Regions from separate parts of the Homo sapiens genome. Here region 1 is linked to region 2. Evidence: chromatin loops called from intact Hi-C (ENCODE). Cell type or tissue: heart left ventricle. All regions are shown on one strand. Links, peaks and the distances in the headings refer to the core of each region. The heading gives the core; the rest is flanking DNA.

Region 1 (14,905 bases), core at 5,889-8,388, 120 kb after region 2:
GCTGCCGATGCCCTGCAGCAGCAATTATCTGGTCCTAAATGCCCATGGTGCCAAGGTTGAGAAATCGTATCCCAGAGCAACTGAGGGCTGGTCTTACATTGTGGACAGGGCGACTTTCCACATGGCTAGGCCTCAAGCCAAAGGATCTAAGGAGGAGAACTCCTGGCATCCCACTCAGGGAGGGGGCAGGCATTTGTCTTGGTCATAGCTCCCTCCCTTCCTCTTGCAACTCCTGATGCCCTCAGAGACTGGACCCCAAACCCCAAACCCAGAGAATGCCACACACACACTGGGTGTGTGGGTCTACACCAGGTCAGCATGAGGGGACTTCTGCTCTTGTCTAACACAGTTAAGGGAGACCTCATGGTCAGTCCAGTGGGAGCCTGGAAATAACATCTACATTAGGAGGACACTGGAGCAGGGCATCAGGGTACCCACTGGGTAGCAGAACCTCAGAACTCAGTGCCCTGAGACTGATTTTCGTGGGTCAGGGATTAGGGCAGGGCATGGCTGGGCAATTCTTCAACTTCAGGTAGCATGGCTGAGCCAGCGTGCTGGCATTCTGCCGGAAAATGAGTGTCTGAGTATCTAAACTGTATTTATTTTCGTGTCTGGGGTGTTGATGGGGTGGTGGCAGGTGGGGATCAGCTAGGGCCATGGCTCAGAGAGCTTCAGCACAGCCTCTGGGGGTGGCCCACTTCCTGATGGTGGCTCAGGATTCCCCGAGAGGGAAGAGGACATGGCTATTTCCTAACGCCTTGGCCCAGAACCTGGCTTCATGTCTTGGCACTTTTGCCAGACTTTACTGGTCAAAGTAAACCCCGAGTCATGCAGATTAAGGGGAGGGCACGTCAACATGCCCTCGGTGGGGGCCTATGTCAAAGGACTGGTGGCTGTCTCTCATCCCTCACTCGGAAGCTCAACCCAGAGAGGATGTACAGTGTGCTAGAAACAGAGAAGCCCCCACCTGAGACAAATTGGCTTTATTCCTCCTCCCAGGGTGGCCGAGTGACATGGAGAGTGGTGCAGGCACAGGGCATTGGTGCATCAGAGGGACCCTGGTGAGGAAAACCAAGACGCGTGTAAGGAGCTCAACTCCGGCAGAGATGCTTTTCTGTGGCCAGGGTGTTTCCGTTCCATGGTTTCCTGGTAGCCTCCCCAGCCCTGCTCTTCTCCACTCCATGTGTACCCCACCTCTACCCCCCATTAACGTAAGGACTGTCTTACCTTACGGAGCAGCCAGCGAAGTCAGAGCCATCCCGCCCACTTCCAGCAATGCTGCTCCCCGGCCAAGAGGGCCTCTGCCAAGCACTGCCCGGATCAGAGCTGCGGTTCCTGAGCCTGTGGAGGATGTGGGGAAGCTGTCCAGGGCAGAACAAGCCCTGTGTGCTCCCCGCCTGCTCCTTCTGCAGTGTGGGGCATGTCATGGCCTAAAGGACTATTTAGAAAACTCATGGGGACTTTGTAATGGACCAAAAGGGAAAGCCAGTTGTGATGAAGAGGGGGCCCGAAGAGTGTATGTTGGTGTCATCATTAGTGTTGTGGTGGAAATGCAGGTGGGAAGTCCTGTGGCTTCCATATAACCCTGGCCTGTTAAGAGCACATGTACCCTAAAACTTAAAGTATAATTAAAAAAAAAGTTTTAAAAAGAAAAAGAATCCCACTGCTTTGTTTTGGCCCTATTTGTCCACTTTTTCAATATGCCATAGAAATAAAAGGAATGACAAATCAAAAAAAAAAAAAAAAGAGTGTGTGACAGCGTGGGGTGTGTTGACGATGCTGAGTGCCGGTTCTGAGAGGAGCCTGATGCCTGGCAGCTTTTCCAGGAACTGCACGCCCCTGGGGTCCTGAAGACTGCTCAGGACTTGGGACTCAGATCCGCCTGAGGCTTCTCTTCCTTCTCTGTCTTCCCCCTCCTCCTTCCCTTGCAGGCCTTGCTGAGGCTCCTAAATGAACTTTGCTGTCCATACAGACCCATGTTAGCTGTAAACATATTTCTGGTCACTTAAATTACTACTGATTTGCAGCCAATGAATAGCTGCTGGCATGGAGATCACAGGCAAAGGGAAACAGCAAAAACATAAAGATGCCTGCAGAGCTAGTGGTAGCTTGCAAAGTCATTAACAGAAACTTAGGAGATGCTAGGCCTTGCGGGGATGGCTGGATGAAAAGTGCCCTTTCAGAAAAGTTGTCATTTCAACATATGATTATGGTAAAGAATCTGCCTGTAGAAAATATTCATACATTAAGCTATTTAAAAAGGTGTTTCACATTTCTTTTCTTTCTTTTTCTTTTTTTTTTAAGACAGAGTCTCACTCTGTTTCCCAGGCTGGAGTGCAGTGGTGCAATCTCGCCTCATTGCAACCTCCACCTCCTGGGTTCAAGTGATTCTTCTGCCTCAGCCTCCCAAGTAGCTGGGATTACAGGCATGCACCACCACGCCTGGCTAATTTTTGTATTTTCAGTAGAGACAGGGTTTCACCATGTTGGCCAGGCTGGTCTCGAACTCCTGACCTCAGGTGATCCACCCGCCTCAGACTCCCAAAGTTTTGGGGTTACAGGCGTGAGCCACTGGGCCCGCCCTCACATTTCTTTTGATAATTGCATTTCAGAAAAACCTTCTCTACCAGTCATGTAATGTCCAGTACTCTCTGTGACATTTGGTCCAAAGACTTCTGATCTGCACACATAAGATTTTAAAAACTGGCCCCTTCCCCATCCCTTCTTCTCTAGCCTTGTTAAGTAGGTAGCTAGCCCAGAAATTGCGCGGTTGAAAGTATTCATTGAAAGTTAGATTATACTAAGTAAGCAGGCACATTTTTTTGAAGCAAGCTTTATAATCCTTTAGATGATTAAAAAACAGTAAATAAATTGGTTTTTCTTTGACTTCAATTTATTTTGAAGAGATAGAGAACATGGGTCATGGCACCAAATTCCCTGCTGTGTGTCCCATGGATGATCAAGAACGTTGGCCAGATACCTTTTTCTAAACAGATCCTACCCCTGCTTCTTAGGAAGGGACTGGTGGGAGCCAGCCTGGGTCACCCTGCCTGCTCCCTGCCTTGCCCTCTGGAGCCAATCCTGTACCTTTCTGTAGGTGACAGCCCAGCCCCAGAGACTCTGCTGCCTTTGTGCTGTGTTTTCTGTGAATGTAGGCATGGTCCAACGTGCACAAAAACATCAAGGCAAAGGAGAAAACAGCTCTTCAAATGCCCTTAAAGACCACACCATGTCTTGGTGATTTTGCATTCAGGCCCTAGCCCACTTTGTTTGTTTCACAACTGGAACCTCAGTGACAAATGGCTGAGGCTTGGCAGAAAACTGTGTCCAGGGATGCTCCGGCCTCTTTCCTGTACCTGTGTCCTTATGGCACATGCTGTATGTACTCGACTATTTGCTCTCACAGTGGAAAGTACACCAGAGGCTGCTAATGTATTTACTTAAGGGAGACCAAAGAAATGGTGCTGAGAACATCTCACATGTTATGTGATTGTGTGTGCTTGGTGTGTCTATCTCCTTGGGATATATGTTCTATGGAAAGGAAATCAGTGCACGGGGCCCTTAGGAAATGCAGGGGGAGGTGAACAGCAATGCGTGCATCCCCGCCCGCACAGTGGGCATGGGTGCTCTTGCGGCTGTAGAACTTGCTCAGTGAGGACCCCCGTACCCACTCACCTGGGCACATGCTTCTGAAAGTCCCCAGTGCAGCGCTGTGTGGGTGCTCAACGTGAGTCTCTACCACCTGGCTCAGAGTCGCCCTGAAAAGCTGTGCACAACCAGGGAAATACAACGGAAAACAATAAGCTATCTTTCCTTGGAAGAACGGCTGAGGGGCTGGGCCACCTTTTAATTACCTTTTCCCTGTGAATGGTCCTCCGCTACAAGTTACCGTGGCCAAAAAGAGGGCCCCTTAGTGGACTCATGGGGCCTGGAAGATGAACGCTGGGCTGATGTTGAGGGATTAAGCATTGATTCCTTAAGGCCTCAGGCAGCTGCAAGCCTGGAGATGGCCTTTCATTACCAGGCAGAGGGCCTAGCATTCAGTTGAATGCATTCACACAAGGTTCTGTTTGTGACTACACCAACCATGTGGGGCTTACAGAAGATGGTGAACGGATGAGAGAGATGTGGGAAGGTGGTGGTTCTGAGCCCTTACCACACATTAATTTGAACCTCTGGGCTGTGGCCTGGATGTCACTTTGTTTAAATTTTCAGGGTGATTTCCAAGTGTCTCCAGACTTGAAGACCACTGCCTGGTAGCTTCTAGTGGATGGAGATGATGTGCATAAGCCCTTCTGGTCGAAGACCCCCAGGCCAGATCTTTGGAGGGCCCTTCTTGGTCTTCTTGGAACCAGGTAAATCTACTTCTGATTGGCAACTAAGAACACCCAAGAGGTGATGATGTGCCAGGGTGGTTTGTGCATATGTTAAGTTGAGTTCTTTCTCATGTCTTTTCTCATTAAAGATATAACACGACACAATATAATACAATGCAACACAATAAATTATAGCACAATGCAATGCAGTATGACACAATACAACACAATGCAGTACAATATGGCACAGCCCAGCACAACAGAACAGAACACAGCACACTGTAACACAAACACAACACACTGCAACACAACACACTGCAACACAGAAGCCAGGCCTTTGCACTTTTTGGTTTCCCTGGGGTTTGTCTTACTGAGCCCAAGAGCAGCCCTGTTCTAAGCTTTATCTGCACAATTCTAAACTCCCTGAGGAGGTATGTGGGTTCACCCTGAGGGAGCAGGGCAGAATAGAGAGACAACACCTCTGGCTGGGGGTGGATTGGGGATAACCAAGGGGGCAGGGAGAGAGCCCAGGATGGAAGGGTTACCTTTAGTGTCTCATGGGTTACAGGGGCTTACAGTCAAGGGGTCCTGGGAGGTGGCAGGGTTTCAGAGAGTCATTGGCTCATGGGGCTTTAAGAGGTTGGACCCCAGGCTTACCAGGCTGGGCCCACAGCTGTCCCCATGCAGGCTTGGACAACAGAGGAGGATGTCTACATTGTCCACCAGAGCCGACTGACCATCCAAGTACTGCCCCTAGTGTTCCTGATTGGTTAGGACCTCAGTGACTGAGCACTCCTTGGGGCAAAGTTGTTTGGCAGTGTCCACTAAGGCTCACCAAACACCTACCACAAATGCTCCATGACCCAGCAACCCCACTTCTTGAAATATACTCAAGGGAAATGAGTGCATATATCTGCCAAAAATATGCACAAAGATGCTGCAGCATAAACAAATTGTGGCTTATATCATGGGTAGCGACTGTCTGGGACCAGCATCACATGGGCAGTAAAAATAATTTACCAAGACAGTTGTAGGTAGAGAAAGGCTGATTTATTAGAGAAAATGGGAACATACGTTGCAAGAAAAGAACGTGCAAATCAGCAAGGGAGGAGCTGACTGCAAGGAGCCAAAGGCTTGGTGGGGATTTTATAGGATGATGGATGATGCTTGTGCTGGAGAGGGCGACTGCAGTACTGACAACACCAAGGCTGCAGTGAGCTAACTTGCACTGTTCTATCAGCAGAGGTTCTGGTGATAGCTGGGCACAGGAAGATTATGAGTTATTTGCGCGGGAGGGCTGTGTGTTCTGGATCATGAAGAAAGGCAGACTTAGAGCTTAACTGCTTTTTCTTACTTTCTCCTGGTCCCACCAGCCTGATTCCTTTTCTCCAGCTAGGACTCCATAGTTTACCCATCTAATGAAATATTACTCAACTCTAAAAAGGAATGAAGCACTAACTCATACTATGACAGGGCTGAATCCTTTTGTTTTGTTTTTTTTTTTTTTTTGAGACAGAGGCTTGCTCTGTCGCCTAGGCTGGAGTGCAGTGGTGCGATCCTGGCTCACTGCCAGCTCCGCCTCCCGGGTTCACACCATTCTCCTGCCTCACCTCCCGAACAGCTGGGACTACAGGTGCCTGCCACCATGCCTGGTAATTTTTTTGTATTTTTAGTAGAGACGGGGTTTCACCGTGTTAGCCAGGATGGCCTCGATCTCCTGACCTCATGATCCGCCCACCTCAGCCTCCCGAAGTGCTGGGATTACAGGCGTGAGCCACCGCGCCCGGCCAGGGCTGAGTCTTAAAAATGTTATGCTGAGTAAAAGAAGCCAGACACAGAAGGCCACATGTTATCTGATTCCTTTCATAGAAAATATCTAGAATAGGTAAATTCAAAGAGATAGAAAGCAGATTAGTGGTTGCCTGGGGTTTGGGTGTTGGGGAAAATGGGGAGATGCTGCTTTATGGGGTTTTATTTCGGAGTGTGGAAAATGTTTTGGAATTAGATACAACTTGTGATTGCACAACATGGTGAATGTACTAAGTGACCTTGAATTGTTCACTTTAAAATGGTTGATTTTATGTTATGTGACTTTCACCTTGATAAATTTAAAAATACTTTAAAAAGAAAAATAAATGACCATAGTAGCTTTATTCATAATAGCCCCAAACTGGGAAAGACCCAAATGTCCATTGGTCACAGAATGAATTAAAAAAAAAATGTGATTTATCCACATGCTAGAATTCTATGCAGCAATGAAAACAAGTGAGCTTGGCCTCCCTTGATATACCCAATTCTGGATCAACCTCAAAACCTCAGGCTAAGCAAATGAAGCCAGACGCAGAGTGCCACACACAGAATTAAGTCAGCGTACATGAATATCAAAAGCACACCTAGCTATGGTGGCAGAAGTCAGAATAGTGGCGGTCTTCAGAGGGAATTGTCTGGGATAGTGACGTGTTCTGTATGTTGGTGTGGGGACCGTGACCTGGGTGTATACAATGTCAAGACAAATCAAACTGTATTCTAAAGATGGGTGCTCTGTGTTGGATGTAAATTATATTTCAATTAAAACAACAGTTTCACATGAAGGGAAAGACACAGTTAGAGAAAGAAAAGCACAAACCATTGTACGAGGAGTCACTGATTCCAGGCTGGCTGGACACCCACACTAGGGCTGGCTACCTGGCTGGTGGCTCCCTGTGGTCTGGCAACTCCGGAGCTGAAGCTCGGTCCCTCAGCCTCCATGGTATTCTGCCATTACCTGCTTTGTGCATCTGTTCCCCAGCAGGCCTGGGAGCCCTTGAGTGAAGGAGCCTACTAGTCTCACTCCCGGTGGGGGCCCATCCTGTGGTGTAGTAGGAGCTTTCGTAAGTGTTTTGGAAGGTCCTGTGGAGCTGGGACTCTCTCAATGTGCATGAGCTGGGAACTCAGGAGTGCCTCTGTGTGTTACAGTGACATCAGGGGTCCCAGACAGCCCTGGCAGGCATCCCCTGTGCTGCTCAGCACCTACCTGCTTGCCAACAGGAGCCCTGGGCCAACGCCTGGACCAGACTCTGAGCATTCTCATTCCAGAGGTGGCCAGCTTCCAGGCCTTGCTCAGCCAACAGCCACATCTCAGGTCCCTATCCCCCAGCCCCTGCCTATAGCAGCCCCTGTGTGCTGGGGCCTGGACCCCCAGGAAAACCCCGTGAGACCCTCAGCCCCATCCCTGTGCTTTGGGGCATGCCTCTGAACACCTGGAGCCAGGCTTCTCACACTTTCCTGAACACCAAGTCACCCCTGGACCCTGTGGAAATGCAAGTATTGACTCAGAGGGTCTGGGGCAGGCTGGAGCCTGTGGTTTTAACCAGCTCTTGGGTACTGCCATCGCTCTGGTGCAGGGACTGCACTCTGCGTAGGGAGTGTCTGGAAGGCCTGGCGAGCCATCACGTCCCTGCTAAACAATGATAAACACATACACTTATACCTGCAGGAGCAAGCCCATGCATACAGGAGCACGTGTGCACCCCCGTGCAATATTTAAAGAGCCATGAAGCAGATAGCACCATGAGAAAGACTCCCTGGGCCACAAATGTGCCGGCTCGCACCCCTGAAGTCCTGAGGAATTTTCTCATCACATGACCCGCCCCACACCCTGACTTTCTGGGTTCTCACTGCATCTGGAGGTCTGCTGGGGTCAGCTGAGGCTTCCCCTTGGTTTGGAGGCCACGTGGGAACTGTCCTGCCCAGGCCCCGGAACTTTCCAGGCAGCACCTCCTGCTCCCCTCACAGTTCCCCCAGGCTATTTTTAGGATCCTATTTTTGCCCTGTTTGAAGTTCATGCTGACTTCACCACCTAATTAGAAAGGGCAGCTCCCTGGAATTATCTGTCCCACATTCTACTCTGTGTACTGTACAGAGCAGAGGTGATCAGATGTCCCCCAGTTGGGGTCAGGTGCCCGGCGTCTGTCCCTCTTTGCCCGGGTGGAGTGTTTTGGAGCCCACCCCAGTGGCCAGGCCTGAGGCAGGACCTGGTTCTCAGTTTCTCCTGCCCGCCTGCGCTGACCCAGCCTGCCTGCACTTGCTCTGGGCATGTGGCTCCTGCAGTGGGTCCCAGACCCACCTGGCTCTATCCACAGCCCAGAGCAAGGTTGCGGGAGGCAGAAGGGGATATGGCTTGTATGGGGCCTGCTCTGGCCAGGTCAACCTGTCAACAGTGCTCTGCACTCCCCAGGGGACGGACTATCACCACAGGGCTTCCACCTGCTGGGCTGGGCTGTCTCTCCCAGCTCTTCTCACTTGGAAGGCTGGGGGCTCACGCTGGAGTCTTGGATTTCTGTCCTGATGCTGCAGGTCTGGGGGCCTGCACTTGAGAGTCTCAAAGTCTTTGGAGGGACGCCAGGCCTCCCTCTCACCACCACAAACCCTGCCAGAGTTCTCTGAGCACCATCAGGCAGTATGAGGGTAGAGGGTGGACTGTGGGCCCAGGGAAGGCTGAGTTCCCCTCTCTTATTTGTCATTTTCCATGTAATGACAGCAGGTTACTAATTCCTAGAAAGCTCAGTTTCCCAAGGTTAACCTTACCCATCTCATGGGGATGGTGTGATCATTGAATAAGTTAATGCTCATAAAGCCTCAGGCATAAAGTAGACTAGTAAAAAAGGTTATTTCTTCTCCAGCCCATCGCTGTCGGGAGGTCTGACTGTCGTGGATGTGGCATCATGGGTCGGGCTGAAGACCTGCCAGTGTGCTCTCTGGAGCCCCGTCCTGACTCCTCGGGGCAGTGCTGAGCCAAGCATGGGCCCCAAGGACCTTGTCTCTCCCAGCTCACCTGTGCCCTGGGCCACCCTTGGACAGGTCCAGCCTCCGTTTCCATCTGTGAAATGGGTTCTCTGAGTGCTGCACTCAGAGAAATGGGTTCTCTGAGCACTCAGTTCTCTGAGTGCTGCTCAGAGGCCCCTTGAGGTAGTAAATTAAGCAAGTGTCCGGAGAATTCTGGGGGACCTGGAGACCCCGCACCCTCATGAAAGCTCATGAGGTCCAATCCCCCTTTCAAGGTATGAGCACAGCTCTTTCCAAATACAAGGAGATTCTTCCCAAAGTGGGTTAACCGGGGCACCCCACTGAACTGGAAATAAACTCTACCGATTGGGCTGAAAGCTGCCCAGAGGTGCCCAGTTTGGGAGGATCTCATCCACACGGGGGACGGCTCCATTCAGCATGGCCTCCTCTGGACTTTCCATGGCCGCTGTCACCGTTTCTGTGAATATGACATTCCCAGCCTGGCACTGGGCTCCTTTCCACCCCGCTGCAAACGTCACGAGAGCCAGGACTGTGCCTCTCACAGGCACATCCCCTGCAGTCCCAGATGCTCAGCAAGCAGTTATTATGAACAGAGTGCACAAAGGACAAGTGTGGCCCAGCCCTCTGTCCACACATAGGGACACAGGCCCTAACTAGTCCTGCTTCCTTCTGCCCAGGTCTCTCAGGAACACTCTACTTCCCTCTGGGAAGCACCTGGTGGAGAGGTCTGGGCGACGGGGCTGGGTGAGCAGCAGCCCTACTGCACATCCTCCTGCTCTGGGCAGACCCTTGAGTGCCTCTTGGATGCTGAAGCAGGCTGCTTACAAAACCAGTGTTAACAAAGGCCCAGCCTGAGGAAGGTGATAGGATCTGCTCCCGCAGTGTGAGCCAGCCCAGGCTGGGCTGTGTTCAGGGCATCCAGGGAGGAGGCCTGAATTCTACAATTAAAACCTAAATGCAGGAACAATCTAAACAACCAGGCTTGGGCATGTCCTGTTTGTTGTGTAAATCCATGAGTCTGGTTTGCATGGCCAAACGCTCCCTGACAGCTGACTGCCAAGTTTCTGTTAGGGCTTAGACGTGACCTCCTTCAACCCCTGCCTTGTTTGGGTTTACTCTGGGGTTGAAGTCTGACGAACATCTAGATGGGGGCCTCCTGGAGTGGCCTGTCACTGTGTCCAGAGGGACATGGGCTTGCCAGCTCCCCGGGCGTCCATGCAGCGGCTCCCCGAGGCCTGGCCAGCTCCTCACCAGCTCCTGCTGAGTGTCTGTGCCCACGGCAACCAAGAAGTCCTGTGTGTGCCCTGCAATGCTGCTTCTTCTTAGAAACTGCAAACAGAGAGAAAAACTGCCTGGCAGCTTCCGCACTGATCTCTTTCTCTGTCCTTTTTCTCTTCACTTTAATTTTTTTTCTCCTACTCTTTTTCTGTCAGAAAGCAGTCAGCAGCCATGTGAGTTACCCCGTGAAGTTCTCCTGCCTTGGTCTGAGAGGCCCTCGGTGCGTGTTTAGGAACTGCAGCCAGCTAGCCTTCTCCTCTTTATTCAAAAGCCTGATTCCTCCTTACTGCATGGCAGACCCCCCCAGCGTGCCAGCTGTGCAGGTCCCAAGGGTGCTGAGGGCAGGAGAAGGCAGCTCTGGCAGCTCACGAGGGCATCCATGCACCGCCCCCATCTGTGGAGCTGAAGTTTAACGTATCCTCTGGGGCCCCCATCACACCTGCTTTTGATGGCAGAAGGGCAGGCACATGCTCAACTCTTATCCTAAAGCCTTCCAGCTGGCTACTTCATCATCTGCAGGAGTCCACAGGACTATGGGGGACAACAGCTCCCCAAGGCCCAGACTCCCCCTTAGTCGAGTGCGGTGGCTCATGCCTGTAAGCTGAGCTACTCAGGAGGCAGAGGTGGGAGGATCACCTGAGGCCAGGAGGGGCAACATGGAGGGAAACTGTCTCTTAAAAAAGAAAGAAGGAGGCTGGGTGCGGTGGCTCATGCCTGTAATCCCAGCACTTTGGGAGGCCGAGGCGGGCAGATCACGAGGTCAGGAGATCAAGACCATCTTGGCTAACATGGTGAAACCCCGTCTCTACTAAAAATACAAAAAAATTAGCCTGGTGTGGTGGCGGGCACCTGTGGTCCCAGCTACTCCGGAGGCTGAGGCAGGAGAATGGCGTGAACCCGGGAGGTGGAGCTTGCAGTGAGCCGAGATTGCGCCACTGCACCTCCAGCCTGGGTGACAGAATGAGACTCCGTCTCAAAAAAAAAGAAAAAAAAAGAAAGAAAGAAAGAAAAAAGTTAAAAAAAGTTTTATAAAAAAGTAAAATTTAAAAAAGACTAAATAAGTAAGTAAATAAATAAAATGGGTGAGCCCCACCCCTCCCAGCTCAGCCCTGTCCCTGGACACATGGGTTTAACTCACAAGGGCCTCCCTCTTCTTCTCGGGGTGCCTCACCCTCTGCAAGGCCCTCCACCATCTCTCTTCTCCACTCCACACCTTCTCAGCTTCTCATCCTGACTTGTCAATTGCTCCATGCCTTTTTTTTTTTTTTTTTTGTGAGACAGAGTCTTGCTCTGTCACCCAGGCTGGAGTGCAGTGGCGCGATCTCGACTCACTGCAAGCTCCGCCTCCCAGGTTCACACCATTCTCCTGCCTCAGCCTCCCGAGTAGCTGGGATTACAGGCACCTGCCACCACGCCCGGCTAATTTTTTGTATTTTTAGTAAAGACAGGGTTTCACCGTGTTAGCCAGGATCATCTCGATCTCCTGACCTCGTGATCCACCCACCTCGGCCTCCCAAAGTGCTGAGATTACAGGTGTGAGCCACTGCGCCCAGCTGCTCCATGCCATTTTTTAAAAAATTATGTTTTTCCCTTTAAAAATTGCTGCAAAGGGCTTCAGATCCACGTGCATAAGAAAGGACATAGAGCGAAGAAGGAAGGCCACCATCTGTGGTCTGGCTACATCCTGAAGTCAATCAGGCTTGTGCAGGTCCAAACTGGCTGCTTAGGACAAGCTCAGGTATCCTAAGGGCCAGAGAATCTGCTCCTTTTCCCCACGAGCATGGACGTACCCAGAAAGTGGTGCAGGATAGGTTGGCTCCAGAGGGGAGGAGGCCATCCCAGCAGGCTGAGGATGGTGTGCAGGGTCTGGAAGGTGTGACACTCCCTCATCCCCCCCGGGGATCAGCTCAGTCCCCCATCCCACCCCACTCTTGCCCTGTGCTTGTGAAGATCCTCTGCCTCATCACACAACTTTCTTTGTCCTATTTCTCCCCTTGTCAGGTGGCCAAGAACATGGTGTACAGTTCAGAGAGCCTCTCAATATGTTGCTTTAAAGTTGAAGACGGGGCCAGCCCAGGGTATCAGCAGCCTTGGCCCCTGCTCCATGCACCATTGCAGGCTGGAGCTATGGCGTTTCCCAAAAACCACCTGGACTTCTTACACATAGAAACAGGGTGACCTCCTAGATGGGTAGACATGCTGCCCTCCAGCTGAGGGTTGGGGTGATGGGATGGGCTGAACTCTGTTCCCCCAAATTCATATGTTGGCGTTGAACCCAGGACCTCAGAATGTGAGTGTATTTGGAGACAGGGCCATTAAAGAGGTAAGGTAAAATAAAGTTATTGCGGTGGGCCCTGATTCAATAGGACTGGTATCCTGGGAAGAAGAGATTAGATACACACAGAGGGATGACCATGTGAGCGTGCAGGGAGAAGACACCATCGGCAAGGCGAGGAGAGGCCTCAGAAGGAACCAGTCCTGCTGACAGCCTCGTCTTAGACGTTCAGTCTCCAGAGATGTGAGACGATACAGTTCTGCTGTTTGAGCTGCCAGATCTGTGGCACGTTATTACCACGGCCTGAGCTGACCCACACAGATGGTTCTCTCGGTCAAACTGTCTCCCCGTTTGCCTTCTGTGCATACTGGCAGGTGAGTGAATGAGCAGAAAGCTTCATTTCCTCCCCAGGCCTGAGCAGGCAGCAGCTGCTTTCCAGGGAGAAGCGCCCCACCTCGCCTCCCAACCCCACACCTGAGGCTGGCCTTGTTATATTTGCCACCAAGATTCCTCAGGGAGCACATCTCTTCATGGACTCCAGGCCCCCAGTCTCAGGACCCAACTCAGCATCCCGCCCACATTGTTGATCTGTCTATTCCTTCCTAAAGCATCAATTATTTTGGAAGGAGCCCAAGAAAATTTCCAATGAGTGTGCATGACAAGGGGATGAAGGAAAAGCACCCTCCTTCGGCCATTTCTGCAGGTCCTGGCTCTGTGCTTTGCAGAAGCGGCCTCGGAGTCCTTGCCAATAGACCTATGCCTAGTGCCCCAAGGGACAAGTGTGTGTCTCTGCCCAGAGAAGGCAGGGAGAAGGAGGAGGCTGGTTCTGCTCCAGCTTGAGGTGGACCTGGGTTTGGGACTGTCATGGGACCAGGGAGGTGACCTTGTATTCAAAAGTTATCACATCCATAACCCAAATGAACTTTCACCTTCTATTTTTCTGCTAAGTCGTAGTTAAAACAAGGAATATGATCTCCACAGGGTTGTGTGTCCACAGCAGTGAAGGAATCGGGGTTTGAGGAATTATTTGGAGATTGTTACCACTTTAGAATGGCCAGCCTGGGCTTCTAAGAGGAAGAGTCAGCTTTCCTTCTGGCTGTGCATGTACATACTAAGTGCATCCTGAAACCCAATGATTAAGTAATATAGTGAACAGAAGTGGTGATTCGGGGAGGGAGAGGGCCACCAGGAGAACAAAGTGGGGCAGCTGGGAGGATGACAGTCGGGAAAGAGGTGGCTGTGTGGGTGGATCTCTTGAGGGCCTCGCTGCATGCTGAGATAGAGTGAGCAGCGGAGGCAGTGGGCACAGAGAACAGCCGAGGGGAGGTGACATAGGAGAGCTGCTTTACAGGATGACTCAGTGGGGACAGAACAGTTCAGCAGACAGGGACACCGTGTACAGAGGCACAGAGCCAAGGGGGCCTGGAGCAGCTGGGAGCCAGCTGGGGCCATGCCTGCTATACCTTGCCACTGGAGCTGCAGAAACTCTGGGGATGTGTCCTTTAGGAGCCAGCTGGGAAGGGCATGGCCATCCGTGGCTGTGACAGCACCCCACTGGCACTGTTTCCACTGTCCACGCAAAGTGGCCGTGGGCTATGATTATTCTGTAAGGCCCAAGACACAGAGCACTAGGAGTTCTGCAGAACAAAATGTGTGGCCACACACAGGTGTGATGGTGCATTCTTAAGTCTCTCAAGTTTTGGGAGCTGATGACACCTTGTGGGGTATGCACACCCACCTCTTCAGGCCTGACTGCCTTCCCTCCTGCCAACAGGCCCAGCACAGCTGTCCAGGGATGCTGCCGGAAGCAGCCGCAGGCCCCTGCAGGCCCATCCTCCGGTCCCTATCCTGCCCTTTCCTTGACATCCCACCTCCTCTCCAGTGGTGGTGATTGGAGCAGCATCAGAATACCCTGGAGGGCTCCGTAAAACACAAATCACTGCCCCCACGCCCCAATTTTCTTATGTAATAGCTTTGGCCGGGGCTGGCACTTGTTTTGTCAACAGGATCCCAGGGGATGTTGATGGTGCTGGTCTGGGGACCATGCTTTTGACAACCACTGCATACAGCAGGACAAGTCATGTGCAAATAGCAAAACAGGCCTCTGCATTCATTTCCTAGGGCTTCTGTAACGAAACATCCCATCCTGGGTGGCTTAAAGCAACAGAAATTTATTCTTTCCGAGTTCTGGAAGGCAGATATCAGAAATCAACATGTGCGTAGGGTGAAGTTCCCTCAATCCACAGCAGAG
Region 2 (14,905 bases), core at 4,994-7,493:
CATCACACTTCAGCACAGCTCTTAGGAACTAGTGGGGTAAACCAGAGATTATCAAAGCTACTGGCTGAAATTTGCCTGAATTTCACAATGTTGCTCACCAGTAGGAATTGCTGGGGTGCGGGGAGGAAGTTCCAGGCCTGTCAATGTCAAAAACAGATCTTTCCAAGGATGCCGTCTCTCTGCTGCCTCCCTTCTGTGACAAGAGCTGTCGGTAACTGTGTTGGTGGTGAGCTACCTGGAAACTTAGTGTGAGAAACTACTAGTGGGTCCTGTGGGTCAGGAATTTGGAGACTGCATGGTGGGGACGGCTCCTCTCTGCTCTACCATGTCTGAGGCCCAAGCTGGGACATCTGACTGGTGATAATTCATTCTTACATCTTGACAGGTTTGTGGGTTGTCAACTGGGTCCTCAGTTCCTCTCCGGATGGCTAGTTGGACTTTCTCACAGCATGGTGGCTGGGTTCCCAGGATGAGTCCTCAAAGAGCCCAAAGGAAGCTACATGCTATTTATGACCTCACCTTGGCCACCCCACAGCATCCTCGCTGCCAGGCTCTCTTCATGCATATATACTACCCAGATTTAAGGGTGAGGACAAAAACCCCCTAGGGGGAGGAGTGTTGATCACATTGTGAGGGGAGCATGTGGTATAAGATATGCACATATACCCAGACATACACACACAGCTGTGGCCGTCTCTGAAAAACAGCAGCCTGCCCAGTGTTCCTGTGAGTTTTTATAGAGAGACAGAGCTTTGTCTAGGGTTTCAATCTTACAATACTCTTACTAAAGATCCTTCTGAAATGCAGTCACAAGCTGGGAGAATCCAAGAGAGCAGAGACCCCTTAGGAAAGAGCATCTCCTGGGATCTGGCCTCAGGAACTTACAAACAAGTTGGAGAAAGACCATGTAAACATAAACAAATATGCCGAAACACCCGCATAACATTTTGAGACAAAGAGAATTGCACTAATGTAAGATGAACTCAATTATGAAATTGTACAGTGCCTGGAGCTCTGCCCTGAGTGGCCCCACCAGGATCCATGGGAGAAGATTTGTCCTTGACTGAAAAGCCGGGACAACCAGCTATTTCTCCAGAGTTGCTCTGATTAGTCTGTTACCACTGAGTTTTTAAATGTATCCACACTGTATATACGATTTAAAGTAATGAGTTATTTCTTCTGTAATTAAAAAAAATAACATAAAAGTTAAATAACATAAAAGTTAAAAAAAACAACTCTTTCTTTCTTTTTTTTTTTTGGATAGGGGTTTTTACTCCTGTTGCCCAGGCTGGAGTGCAATGGCATGATCTCGGCTCACCACAACCTCCACCTCCCGGGTTCAAGCGATTCTCCTGCCTCAGCCTCCTGAGTAGCTGGGATTACAGGCGTAGACCACCATGCCTGGCTAATTTTGTATTTTTAGTAGAGATAGGGTTTCTCTATGTTGGTCAGGCTAGTTGTGAACTCCCAACGTCAGGTGATCCACCCGCCTCCGCTCCTTTTTTTTTTAATTGAAGAAGTCAACATTCCTTCTTATCTCCACCAGGCTGACCCTGGTGGCAACCGCAGTTAATAGCTTCATGTGAATTGTTTGTTTGTTTTCAAAACCTAGATTTTAATCTTTTAAATTCTTTTAAAAATATTGCCACCATCAAGGCGGGGCACCAGTCACATGGGCATGGAGGCAGTCTAGGCGCTGAGGGGGCTGGGCCACGTGTCCCCCTTTTTGGGTAGAGGGGTGAGGGTGGGGAAGGAATATGTGGGCTGGTGACCCAGAGAAGGGGCCTGGGACCAGGGCAGGGGCATTGGGAGCCAGCTTGGAAGTGTGTAAGCTGCCTAATAAAAGTGACAGAGAACCATTTCCCACTGCTCTTTGATGTTTTTGTTTTTTTAAATTTTTTTAATTAATTTTTTTTTATTATAAAAGAAAACTTTTTTTTGGCCTCCCAGGTAGCTGGGATTAAGGTGCCTGCCACCATGCCTGGCTAATTTTTGTATTTTTTAGTAGAGACGGGGTTTCACCATGTTGGCCAGGCTGGTCTCGAACTCCTGACCTCTGATGATCTGCCCGCCGCGGCCTCCCAAAGTGCTGGGATTACAGGCGTGAGCCACTGCGACCAGTCTTGATGTTTGAAATGATATTTGAAATGATACTCATAGCTGTTCCAGCACTGGCCCACAGAATTTTTGCATAATTATGTTTTTCTTGTTGTTTGTAATACTGTTTCTACTCTCTGATCATTCCTGGATATTTCTCCAGGTGACAACGCGGGAATCATTGCATTTTAGGGGAACTCTTTTTATTGAAATATCTCTTCCATATAGAAAAGGGCACACACCAGGATTGAACAACATGATGAATTTTCCCAAGGTGAACCCAAATGTGTTGTCAGCCTGAGAAAGGACAATATCAGCCCCCAGAGGCTCCCTCTGAGTGCCAACCACCCTCCAAGCCTGGTCACCATCCTTATCTCTGAAACCATAGCTGACTTTCATCTATCTTAGAAGGTATATCATTGCAACATGCAGGGTGCGTTTGTTTGAGTCTGGCTCCTACAGCACAGCATCACGTCTGCGATAATCAAAGGTTGCATTCTTTTGGACACCTGCGTTGCAACCCCTGGATTGTTGAGCCCCTCATTTATTTAGAGAAGCCATTAGGATTATAATTAGTGATGTGTTTTTTTTTTTTCTGCCAAAATTTATAGCTGCCCTGGGACTTCCTTCACAGGCAGTAGAGAAAGTGGATGGGAACAGTCCGGGCAATTATGAAGCTGGAACAATTGTAGGCTTGGATATCCCCAGAGACTTGGGTAGGATTCCTGTTGGCTTTGTGACTCTATGGCTTCTCATCTGTGGGAACATCGACAGTGGTACCAGCATGCGTTGGGGGCTGTCTAGGGTAGGCTGCGTGCAGGACACCTTATGTGTAGGGTCCACTGGGTCTCTACTACCACACAGGGGAATGCAGTTACTATCCCCACGACACAGATGAGTTAACTGAGGTATGCTCACAGAGCTGGTAAGGGCAGGGAACTGAAACCTGGACCCAGAGTGTCTGGCTTCAGAAGCCAGGCATCCATGCTCTGGGCCATGTTGTCTTCTTGAGCAGAATGGGGGCATCCAGGGTCCTTTCAGGCATATCCTTCTTCAGACACAGCCTGTGGTCCCTCTGCAGGGCCCTGGAGTAGGTCACTGTGTTCAGTTTCTTTTGTTTAAGCTGGGGATTTCCATAACCCCTGCTACATGTAGTCTCTAGGTTCAAGCTGTTCTGTGGGTGAGTCTGATGGCTCCTTCCAGCACATTCGTTCAGCTGGCCAGGGCTGAGGCTCCAGTGTGGGTCAACTGGGACAGCAGAGTCCAGCAGACATTTCACCAGAGTATACTTGGGAAGTCACTGTGGTCGTGGGCAGCTGGTGCCCTCCATACGGAGAACTGGAAAAACATTTATTTTAAAAGAATTGAATATACCACTTTGGAAAATCATGCCAGTATGCGAACCCATTGTTTTTTAAATGGGTCTTGTTCTCCCAGTGAATACTTGCTTGGTAACTCTTTTTTGCATTATATAATTGATTTACACATTCTCACCTTTGCCAGTGAAAGGGAAAAATCACACAGATGACAAAATGCCCAGAGCATCTGAAACCACACCCTTGTCCTGGGCTTCAGTATCCTGGGGAAGTTCTCATTTGCAAATAATAAATTGCTGTATATTTCCTCTTCCTCCCACTGCTTGCCATCACATGGAAGTAGCAGAAAAAGTCCAAGTTCTAGAGTCCACCTACACTGGCCTTGGATTCCAGCCTGCCCGCCTGCTAGTGTGTGCACCTTTGGGTAGGTGGCCAGGTTCTCCCATTGGAATGAGCCATGGCTGGTGGCCTGCCTGACTCCCCTGAAGTAATGCAGGCCCAACTGAGGATGAGCAGCATCCCATCCTCAGGGAATCCCCACCCACAGGAAAGAAGAGCACAGAGGGTGGACATAAGACTTGCAAGCGTCCTCAGTTGAAGCTGATGTGTAGGAAAAGTGGGTGCTGCTGGTGGGAGGGCAAGGGCATTGCAGAGGAGCTCTGGGCAAGGCAAGCTCAGTACAACAGGCAGGCAACCAGTTCTCCCTCTCCCCACCTCCTTCTCACCAGGCCGTTCCTGGGACTGTCAGGGAAAAGACACATGCTTGGCTCTGAGTGTTGGGTATTTAAGTTCTGAAGTTCGGAGTATTTAAGTGCTTCCAGTGGACAGTCACTAACAGAGGCTGAAGGCCCAGGGGCAGGCCACCCTGTCCTGTAGATGCCCAGAGCTGTCTCTTCTAAAGCTCAGGATCTAGGCCACATCCACGAGCAACTCAAGCCAGGAACCAGGTGTCACCCTGACTTCTTGCCCCTGGGTCCTGGCACCCCTGCATTTTGGGAGTCTCCAGATGCCACACCTATCTCACTGATGCTCCTCCTCAGTGAAGCACAAGACAGCTTGCTAACTGTTGTGTTCACAACCATTTTGCATGACACCAACCTGGTTCCTCCCTAGCCCTTCTCAACATCAGTGTGATGGTGTCACCCACCCTTAGGAGCCCCCATACCTCTGCTGCAATGTGTGTCAGTCTTGATGTTGGCATGGCACCTTAGTTCCTTTATTCTGTTAACATTTTATTATAAACACTTTACAACATGCAGAAAAGCTGACATAATTGTACAGTGAAGAATTGTGTTCACAGTGTAGGTGGACATCCTCCTGACAACTGGATCCCATGATTAACCTTTTACTATCTTTGCTCTACCACATGTCTCCATCTCTCTGCCCTATCACCATGTCCATCTCATTTTTTTAATGCATTGCATGGAAGTTTCAGACATCAGTACATGCCACCCTAACACTTTAGCATGAATGTTATTGACTAGATTTCAGTATTTGTTAGCAGTTGTTTTTTGGGGGGAAGGGGTCAGATTTTCATTCAAAGACATGAACATATATTAACAGAACAATCTGATGTATTTAGGCAAATGCATCCGCTTCCATAATCCAAATTCTATAGAGATATAGGGCATCACCATTGCCCTAGAAAGTTCCCTTCTGCCCCTTCCCAGCCAATCCCCACCTTCAACTCCCCAAAGATAACACTGGCAGCATTTTGTCAACATAGCTTAGCTTTGCCTTTTCTGGAAATTCGTATAAACGGAATCGTAGAGTATACACGCTTCCGGTTTATTGATTCATCTGTGTGGCCGATTACATGCATCTGCAGTTGGCTCCTTTTAATTGCTGAGGAGTGTTCCAGCATACAGAGGTAGTGCTGCGCTGTTGATGGATGCCTGGATGCTTTCCAGCTGGCAATAGTGAGTAACAAAGCTGCTATGTGCCTCCTTGCACACATCTTTGGATGGATGCTTTCGTAATACACATGGGTGAAATGGCAGTGTGCACACCAGCCTCTTTGTGACATGCCCCTTGCCTACTTCTCAGCCACACAGCCCTGGCTGCGGAGAAGCCCTGAGCTGTTTCTCATATACCAGATGCTGTTTCATATGCGAGGACTGTGTGCGCCGGGTCCCCAACCTCTGACACTCTCACTCTCTTCTGGGTGTTCCCTCCTCCGTCATCTGTGTTCCTGCAACAAGTTCGATTCCAAGGTTTTCCTTTGACTCCAAGGGTTTCCTCTGATTCCAAAGGTTTCTTCTTGAAGTTATTCCAGGAAGTGCTGGCAAGTGTAGGACGTGCATGCTATATGTGATGAGCTGTCACCACTGGACACTGGGGCACAGTCCCTGGAGACCTCAAGGGCAAGCGCAGAACTGGCTTTGGTGTTGTCTTCTCTGGAGGCTAAGAAGCTGGGGAGATTACCCTCTGACTTCTGCAGTGCCTCCCATCACCAGCTTTGTTGCCCAGGCAGGCTCTCAATCAGTTCCCGAACCCACCCGGAGAGGCTGAGTGGAGTGTGCAGGGAGCATCCTCAGGCAGAGCCCGGCATTGCAGTAGGGCCTGCAGCTCTGTGGGAAAACAGAGACCCAAGGTCAGGCTAGCAGGGCACCCACAATGCAAACCACACCTTCTCCAGAAGCCTCCCCTGACCACCTTTTGCGTATTCTTTCCTCTGTGCTCTGATGTCACAGGGCACATGCATGCCTGGCGGTGCTCGCTTGTGCCAGTTGCAGTGGTCTGTTGGTGAGGTTTTCCCTCTCAGCTGCAAACTCCTCAGGGAGTCTCTCCATCTCTGCACCCCCAGGACTCGAAACAGCCCTTGAATGCATCAATTCACTTGTACCCTTACCACACTATCTATTCTGTCCCAGGAGTCACCTTCTACAGTGTCCTGTCACAAAGGTTTGGCTGGGACTGCTGGCAAAAGCCACTGGCTTGCTGCCTGTCCCTCCCTGGCAAGCCAGGCCTGTGTGCTGTGTGTGTAACCTTTGACAAAGTTTGTGGTCTAAAGGTTATGCTGACTGGGCTGGAGGTGAGGCGAGGACAGCGTGTGTTGGAGGTTGGTGGAGTTTTGCCAACTAGAGCAAGCTTAGTGCCACCCCCTCGCTGGGCCCTGTTCCCTGAGGAAAGAGCCTATGGTTGGCTCTTACAAGACCACAGGTCAGTCTGTGCCTTCCTGTGTGCGTCTCACCCTGGTCGGGTGGGGTAGAGTGAGCACAGAACTAGGCACATGGTTCCAGGCCGCTTCACTGCTTCCTTAAGGTTGAGAATGTCCCCCAGGTCTCTTGTGCCTGGGATTAGTGGAAGCAGGTCCTGCTGGGACTGCAGCTGGGTGCCCTGGTCACCAATCCAGCTTCAGGAACTGAGCTGGATACCTGACACCTTAAGTGGGGTCATTTGCCCTATGGACCCACATCTGGGCACAGGGCCATTTCGTTCTCAACTCTTTTGTCAGGAAATCTTTTCGTGTTCTACTCACTTGGTGATTTTGTCCATTCAACACAGGTTTTTGGAGTCCCTGGCAGGGGCTTGGCAGATGCTGTGATGTATTGGTCCAGGGAATCGGCTTCCACCCGCAGCCCCAAAGCTCTTTCTTTCTGGCATCCCCATCCATGAGGGCTGGCTGTAGGTCAAGGTGGGGTGCTGCACCCTACACCATCACTCAGAGATCCACGGCCCTTCCATCACGTGGCCCTGCCATCCTCCTGGGCCCTGGGTTTCTCAGTTGGATTCTGTGAATCCAGGAGGTGAATGAGGAGAAAAACAGCATGGAGGATCCCATGGGAGGCTTCAGGGCCAAGCCTGAGTAAGATGCGCGTCACTTCTGCTCACAATCAATTTCCCAGAGCTTTCTCAGGACCCCCTCCCCACCCCAGCCACCCACGAGGCTGGGAAATGTGGTCTCCAGGGCTGGAGGGACACGTGACATCATCCTGGCCACACGTGGGGAAGGTTAGACCCGCCTCTCGGCCATAGGTGGCTGATGATCTAGTGAGCAGGATGCGTCCACACCCTTGCTGGTGACACTGCCTATGGAGGGGTATGGGCCCTGACAACAACAGCCTCATTTTCCAGTTCCTAGGTCAAGAGACAACTGTTTCCAATGTAAACATTCTTAAATAATTCTAAAATTAATTCTCACTTGGTTATACATGTAAGGTATTTTCTCCCAAGTGGTGCTGCACAGCAACAGTCATACCTGGAGAGCTTCCTGGGGAGTGGCTGGCAGAGTTGCTGTGTGGTGGGGTTGGGCTGGGACACTTGAGCTGAGCAGCCAGCCAGGGCTCTGTGCCGTGTCCCCTGCGTTTCCACAGGAAGGACTGTAGGAGTGTGGGCTTGCCAAGGTTACGAGGTGATAGGACATTTTCACAATGGAGCTCTTTCTTATATGCAATGTCCCTAGTGCAGCTTTCAAAAAATAGGATGAAAACTCATTTTTTTTTTTTTTCTGAGGCCGAGTTTCACTCTTGTTGCCCAGGCTGGAGTGCAATGGCGCCATCTTGGCTCACTGCAATCTCTGCCTCCCAGGTTCAAGTGATTCTCCTGTCTCAGCCTCCCGAGTAGCTGAGATTACAGGCATGCACCACCACGCCCGGCTAATTTTATATTTTTAGTAGAGACGGGGTTTCTCCATGTTGGTCAGGCTGGTCTCAAACTCCCGAACTCAGGTGATCTGCCCACCTCAGCCTCCCAAAGTGCTGGGATTACAGGAATGAGCCACCACCACGCCCGGCTAAAACTCATTTTTAGTGAAAAAATAATATTGCATCAAGTCAGGACTACTCTCATTGGAAGTCTAGGACTTCAGGTCTCCATATGACCAGGGAAGGGGAAGAGGAGATAGGGCCCTTTCCTGGGAGAGGGTTTAGCTCAGGAAGTCTGTGTCAGATCTGAGGAAAGGCTTGCGGGGATGAGGAAGAGCAGCAGGCATGGGTTGTGCAGACCCAACAGGTTACTAAGAATGGAAGCAAATTCTCATCAGGCCATGAGGGCAAGGGCAGAAACCGAAGCGTCTTCTGTCGTCACCACGTCTCCCAGGGAGGATGAGTTCTGGCTGCTTTGATACCGACAGCATTTAGGAATCAGAGATTCTTTTATGCTTTACAGAAGGTCTAGGGAAGTTTTTATTAACTGAAAATCAGTAATTTATCCAGCATGGTAGATAATAAAAAATATGGGCAGAATAAAGTGCAATAGTAGCACAAAAACATTTTTTTGAATCAATAAAATGTTAATAATTGCAAATAAGCTATTTTGCTTCATAATCAATGGAAAATACTGAGAAATGTTAGAAATATTCATTTATTAGCTATCGCAAATCTACAGGATTTTATTTCATTTGGAAGATATTCATACCTGTTACCCAGAAGTACAAAGGACCCTTTGGGATGCTTTGTGGCCTCAAGATCTTTTCTGTAACTCATTGGCCTTGAAATCTGTCCTAAGATCATGCACACTCTTTGCAAGATCCTGGTCAGTTTTCGTTTGGGGCTGATGTCTGCCATTAGTTAAAAATCCAACTCTTGATTCTCTACCCTCAAAGCCTTCCCTTGGGTAGCAGCACAGAGGGCTTTGCTTGAGTGACAGTTCCTGTTGTTTTCCTGTTCAACAGTTCCTCCATTCCCTCGTGTACCCAAGTAACCAATGATGGTTTAGCAGCGAATGAGCAAAACACAAACCAAGCAAGACAAAATACCGTCCTGTTGACACAGTGGCGCTGTAATTATTATTTATCCTTCCTGCGCCCCCAGGCTATGATGACGCTGGAAGAGGGACCAGGAGCTGTGTCTCAGATTACCATTGCTCCAGGAGCCGGTCGCTGAAATGACAGACAGGACGGACATAGCAGAACAGTGGTGGACAACCATTGACAGAGAATCATAAGTAGTTCCATTGCCATAGAGTCCCTCAGGAAATAAAGTCTTATCTATGCCTGAATGCACGAGGCTATATAGATATCCAGCTGTTTCATGATGAATTCAAAGAGCCAACATATTTCTGGAGAAATGGCTCTCCAGCTGGAGATGGCCGAGCAAGTCTCTGGGAGCAGTGGCGTCTGAGGTTGGGGAAGCTCACCATGGGGGTCTGTCATGGGTTCGAGAGTGGGGAGCACATGCCTGAATGACTTGGGGCAGTGGATTGGGAGGGGGTACTATTGACAAGGTAATGATGACCATGCTTTACTGGTCACTTTTATCACTGAGGCAGTAACAACAAGGCTCTGAGGCTGCTGGGTCATCTGGAGTTGGGTAATAGTGCAACATGTATTGATTTTGGATTAGCCAGGATTCAGGTTAAGGAGTGTTTTGTTTCTTCCCCAAAGCAGCTTTCTCTATGCTTACAAAACAAAAATAACATGAAACTCCCAGTTCTGCAGCTTCGTCGGATGCTGTCTCACTGCGCTTTAGGGGTGCACCTGGCCTGTCTCCTGCCAGCCTCACCTCCATCAGCATTCCCACCCGCGGGTGTCCATAGGCCCCATTCCTGCTCCTGCCCTGGTGTCCCTAAGCAGCAGACCTTTCAGGTCCCAGGATCCCCTGCTTGCCTCTGACCTAATGTAGAAATTCTGGCTGAAATGGAGGGTATGGGGAGTGCCTTTTCCACTACACTTGTCTGTTTTGTTACCTGGTCCCCAGAGCTGCCAGACATTTTCATGGAGAATGTTGCTGTTGCTGTTGCTCTGGAGCCCTGCTCATCCTCCCTGCAGAAGTCGGGAGCTGTAGCCTCTTTTTGACATCTCTCTCCTCCAGGTACTTGCTACAAAATCCCTTCTCCTTTCCGCCAGGCAATAAACAAAACCAAACCCTACTCAGGGACACCCGCTCACTCCTTCCTTCATCGGCCAGAGTGGAAATCCCAGTTTGGTTTCAGCTGAGACCTGTTACAAATATATGCATAACTCTTCATAAATGACCACGTATTGCACATTTATCTCAGTCTGTCATCATGATAACTCGATACGAATGTTTTTATTTTTGTTCTAAACCCTCCTACTTTCTAACATAGCTGAGAATTCGAAGGTGCGGGGAAGACAAGCTCAGGATCACACATCCATGGTCTTATCGAGCAGGGGTGGTCTGCATACATTTCACGAACTTTTTCCTTTCTAATTTTTATAAATTGACCACGAACAGTTCTTTAAATAAGTCTTATATGAAGAAAATATCGATTTCATGGACAAGGCAGTCTTTTTTTTTTTTTTTTTTTTTTTTTGAGATGGAGTTTGGCTCTTGTCGCCCAGGCTGGAGTGCAATGGCGCAGGTCTTGGCTCACCGCAATCTCTGCCTCCTGGGTTCAAGCGATTCTCCTGCCTCAGCTTCCCGAGTAGCTGGGATTACAGGCATGCACCACCACGCCCGGCTAATTTTGTATTTTTAGTAGAGACGGGGTTTCTCCATGTTGGTCAAGCTGGTCTCAAACTCCTGACCTCAGGGGATCCACCCGCCTCAGCCTCCCAAAGTGCTGGGATTATAGGAGTAAGCCACCATGCCCGGCCAGGACAAGGCAGTCTTATGTAAAGAGTATGCCTGCTTTGTGGAGGCATTTTTGTTCCTGTCCCTTTTGCCCTTCATCATTGTCCCATAAAGGACAGAGCACTGAGCCTTCAGATTGGGCAACTTGTCAGTGCCTTTGACCAAAATCAGTACATGTTTGTATTTAGGAAGGGTGTTTTGAGGCTTATCAGAGGAATGAAGTTTGAATTTTTGAAATGGCAGAAGGCAGTTTCCATACTGGTTGACCCCATCCCTGCCCCTTACCTCTCCATTCTAGATGTAGATCAAGAGGCTGTTGAGATATTTGGACATGAGGCTGTATTTCTTCTTTCTACTGCTCCCAGAAGCTCAGATGACAATCCTCTATTTCTTAAAGTCTTATGACAGCTTGCCCGTATGACAAGGGCCAATGCCCAGGCCTTTACTTGGTGCTAAAAATCCATTTCTAACCAGGGAGGCCGATTTGTCTTTGTTTTTATCCACTCTCAACATGCACCAATAAGGTCTTAGGCCCATTCATTCACTCAACAAACACTGAGTGCCTATTGAATGCCAGGGATGTTGCAGACACTGGGGTTGCAGCTGTGTCCCTATGCAGACACATCAGTGTGCTTGTGGGTCTTAAAGTCTGTGGAAAGGATATATTAGAAGAAGCAGGCTGGGTGTGGTGGTTCACCCTTGTAATCCCAGCACTTTGGGAGGCCGAGGTGGGCGGATCACAAGGTCAGGAGATACAGACCATCCTGGCCAACATGGTGAAACTCCGCCTCTACTAAAATAAAAAAAAAAATTAGCCTGGCATGGTGGCAGGCACCTGTAGTCCCAGCTAATCAGGAGGCTGAGGCAGGGGAATCACTTGAATCTGGGAGGTGGAGGTTTCAGTGAGCCGAGATCACACCACTGCACTCCAGCCTAGGCGACAGAGCAAGACTCTGTCTCAAAAAAAAAAAAAAAAAAAGGAAGCAATAGCATCAGCAACAACTGTTCTATTTTAGTATGTATTAAGATGGACATGACCCATGAGCTGAGCCACATCCTAACAGGGACGTGATGGAGTGGGAGTCTGCTGTTGTTGACTGAATCAGCGAAGGCCTCGCTGAGGAGGGGCCATCAAAGTTGAGATGTCAATTGTGGGAGAAATCCTCTAAGCAGAAAGAACAGCAAATACACGAATCCTGTGGTGGTGAAGCAGTGGGTGCCATTGAGAACCAAAAAGTCCAGGGTGGAAGGAGGGAAGTGCCAGAAATGGTACCAGTGGAGGGTGAAGGGCAGGGGAGTGGCTCCAACATGCAGGGACTTACGGGCCATGAAAAGGAGCTTGGGTTTTAGTTAAGATAAAGAAAAAGCCATTGCTGGATTTCAGGTAGGGATGACCAGATCCTCATCCTGGGAAATGAAACCAGTGTTCTCCCAGTTCTTCAGGCCTGGAACCTAGACTCCTCCCTCTCTCTGCAGTCTTCTTATCTGCCCAACACACACACACACACACACACACACACACACACGCAGAGAAATACACCCGCATAACCATTGCTCTTCTCCAGCAGCCATTTCCCTTGAAATAGTGAAATTTCTTAATTGTTCTCTCTCCTTTCTACTCTCTGTTCCTCAATCAATTCTCCACCGGACAGCTAGTGATTGTCTTAAAATGCAAATCAGAGCCCAATATGGTGGCTCACAACTATAATCCCAGCTACCAGGGAAGCTAAATGTGGGAAGATTGCTTGAGGCCAGAAGTTAGAGACCAGCCTGGGCAACATGGTGAGACCCTGTCTGTAAAAATAAACAAACAAACAAACACACACAAATCAGATCAGGTCATCCCTACCTGAAACAGATTTGGCTATGAAAATCAAGAGATCTGATATGGATATCCTGTTATTTATTGATGCATTAAAGAAAAAAAACACCCAAAATGTAGTGGCTTAAAACAGCAAAAACTCTGGATTGGCTAGGCAGAGCTGGGCGGTTCCTCAGCTGGTCCTAATGGGCTCTCTGTGACAGGTCCTGATGGGGAGTTGCTGGTAACAGTGGATGGGACACCTGGCATGGCTTTAGACCATATCTGGTACATTTGTGGGGACAGCTGGAGGCTGAGCATGGCTGGGATGGGGGAATTAGGCCTTTCTCTGTCCATGGAGTCTCAGAGCCTCTCCACATGGCCTCTCCAGGAGGGCAGTTAGACTTCTCACCTGTCAGCTCAGGCCTCCCACAGGGCCAAGGCAGCAGCGCCAGCTTCACTCCCACATTGCTGGTCAAAGCCAGTCCCAGGTCCAGCCAGATTCAATGAGGGTGGAGCAGCACAGGACATGACATCAGCTGTCATGGGTCACTGGGGACCACCTTTGTAGGCTGGTGATGAAGTTTCTGTGCAGATGTCAGGTTGACACTTAAGCCAGGAGCAGGAGCCTGTGGAGAAGCTTGGGCGGTAGATGTTCATTTAGAGCTTGTTGGTGCATATACGGTATTTTAAGCCATAGGAATAAATGCAATCTTTAAGGAGAGTGGGTAAATGCGAAGGGGAACCCAGAACGAAGCTGCAAGGAACATGGTCACTTAGGGGCTTCGAGAGCTGAATGAGTTCAAGGAAGAGTTGGGCATCCTGCAGTGGATGTTGAGGGAGAAGGACCACTGTGGAGGGAGGAAAAATTGAGGGAGCATAGGTAGTTAAAAGCCAAGAGAGGAAAGCCTTCAACAAGGAGGGTGTGGTTGATCATATGGTGTGCAGGGGAGGGTTGAATAAGATGAAGACAGAAGATCCCATGGACCTGGCAGCATGGGAGGTTTTGGGCAGGAGCCATCTTGGCAAGACAGAGGACATGCAAATCCAGAGGACGCAGGTGAAGACAGGGCAGCGCCAGGCCGGTGAGCCTTCTGAGAAGCTCGGCTGCAGGACAGCCCATGTGACATGCCCCAGGAACCCCCTTGGTGACTGCAGGACGTCCTGAAGCTTCCTCAGTTGCTCCTATTTCCCCTGTCTCACTCTCCTTGTTATGCCTGTGTTGATAGATGTATATCTCAATAGAGGCACAGTCATATATATATGACATATATATGTAATATATATGTCACAGTCATATATAAAAATCAAAATATTATATATACTACATATATTATATATTATATATCCTATATATAATATGTGTGTGTTTTTGTATATGCCTCTCTATATAGTTAACTTAAAAATTTAAATTTAACAGCTGGCTAGGTGCAGTGGCTCTCGCCTGTAATCCCAGCACTTTGGGAGGCTGAGATGGGCAGATCACCTGAGGTCAGGAGTTAAAGACCAGCCCTGCCAACATGGTGAAACCCCATCTCTACTAAAAAAAATAAAATAAAAAATAAAAAAAATTAGCCCGACCTGGTGGTGCACACCTGTAATCCCAGCTTCTTGGGAGGCTGTGGGAGGAGAATCGTTTGAACCTGGGAAGCAGAGGTTGCAGTGAGCTGAGATTGTGCCACTGCACTCCAGTCTGGGCAACAGAGCAAGACTCTGTCTCAAAAAAATTTTAACATCTATATTGAAGTATAATTTACCACCATAACATGCACCTGTTTTAAGTGCAAATTCAAAGATTATTAGTAAATTTACAGAGTTGTTCACACATCACAGTAATCTAGCTTCAGTCCATTTCTGTCACCCCACCCCAAAAAGACCACTTATGCCTATTTGCAGGCAATCCCCACTTCTGCCCCTAGCCCCAGATGGTTATTCTTGCCACTCACTTGACATTTGAGAAATGATGCCTTTACTGTCATTTATTTTGTCACAGACTGGCCTGAGTCCTTGGTACTGTCCCAGTCACCAGCTGACCTGGTATACCTGGGCTGTCAGCTTGCTCCAAAAAGCAGGTCAGCAGAGGGCTCAAGTCTTGTGCTGGCCTGGAGTGCTGGTGCTTGGTCGGGGAGGAGGGAGTAAGGAAAGGAAGGGCACAGTGACATGGGCCAGCCTGGATCACAGAGACCTGGATTCTATCTTTCCCACCTCCACAGCTC

Evidence for each region. Hi-C counts contacts between places; a loop is a spot of excess contacts. Peaks named below come from ENCODE experiments on the same cell type or tissue, not always from the same donor. Only the 100,000 strongest peaks of a DNase experiment are listed, where the experiment ranks them.
Region 1: a loop joins it to region 2, with 2.7 times the contacts of the local background. A loop is called at or near these places in 8 of 110 quality-filtered maps.

Annotation. Positions count from the first base shown.
Region 1 is chr9:89,864,899-89,879,803 of GRCh38, forward strand. No RefSeq gene overlaps it. Among named protein-coding and RNA genes, the nearest start is that of MIR4290, 150 kb to the right of the region's middle. In heart left ventricle, for the core only: no CTCF peak of the experiment used is centred there; a DNase peak (open chromatin) is centred at 7,343; H3K27ac peaks cover 1,562 bases.
Region 2 is chr9:89,750,640-89,765,544 of GRCh38, forward strand. No RefSeq gene overlaps it. Among named protein-coding and RNA genes, the nearest start is that of LINC03062, 120 kb to the left of the region's middle. RefSeq lists enhancers at 6,725-7,226, 7,227-7,726. In heart left ventricle, for the core only: no CTCF peak of the experiment used is centred there; a DNase peak (open chromatin) is centred at 6,390.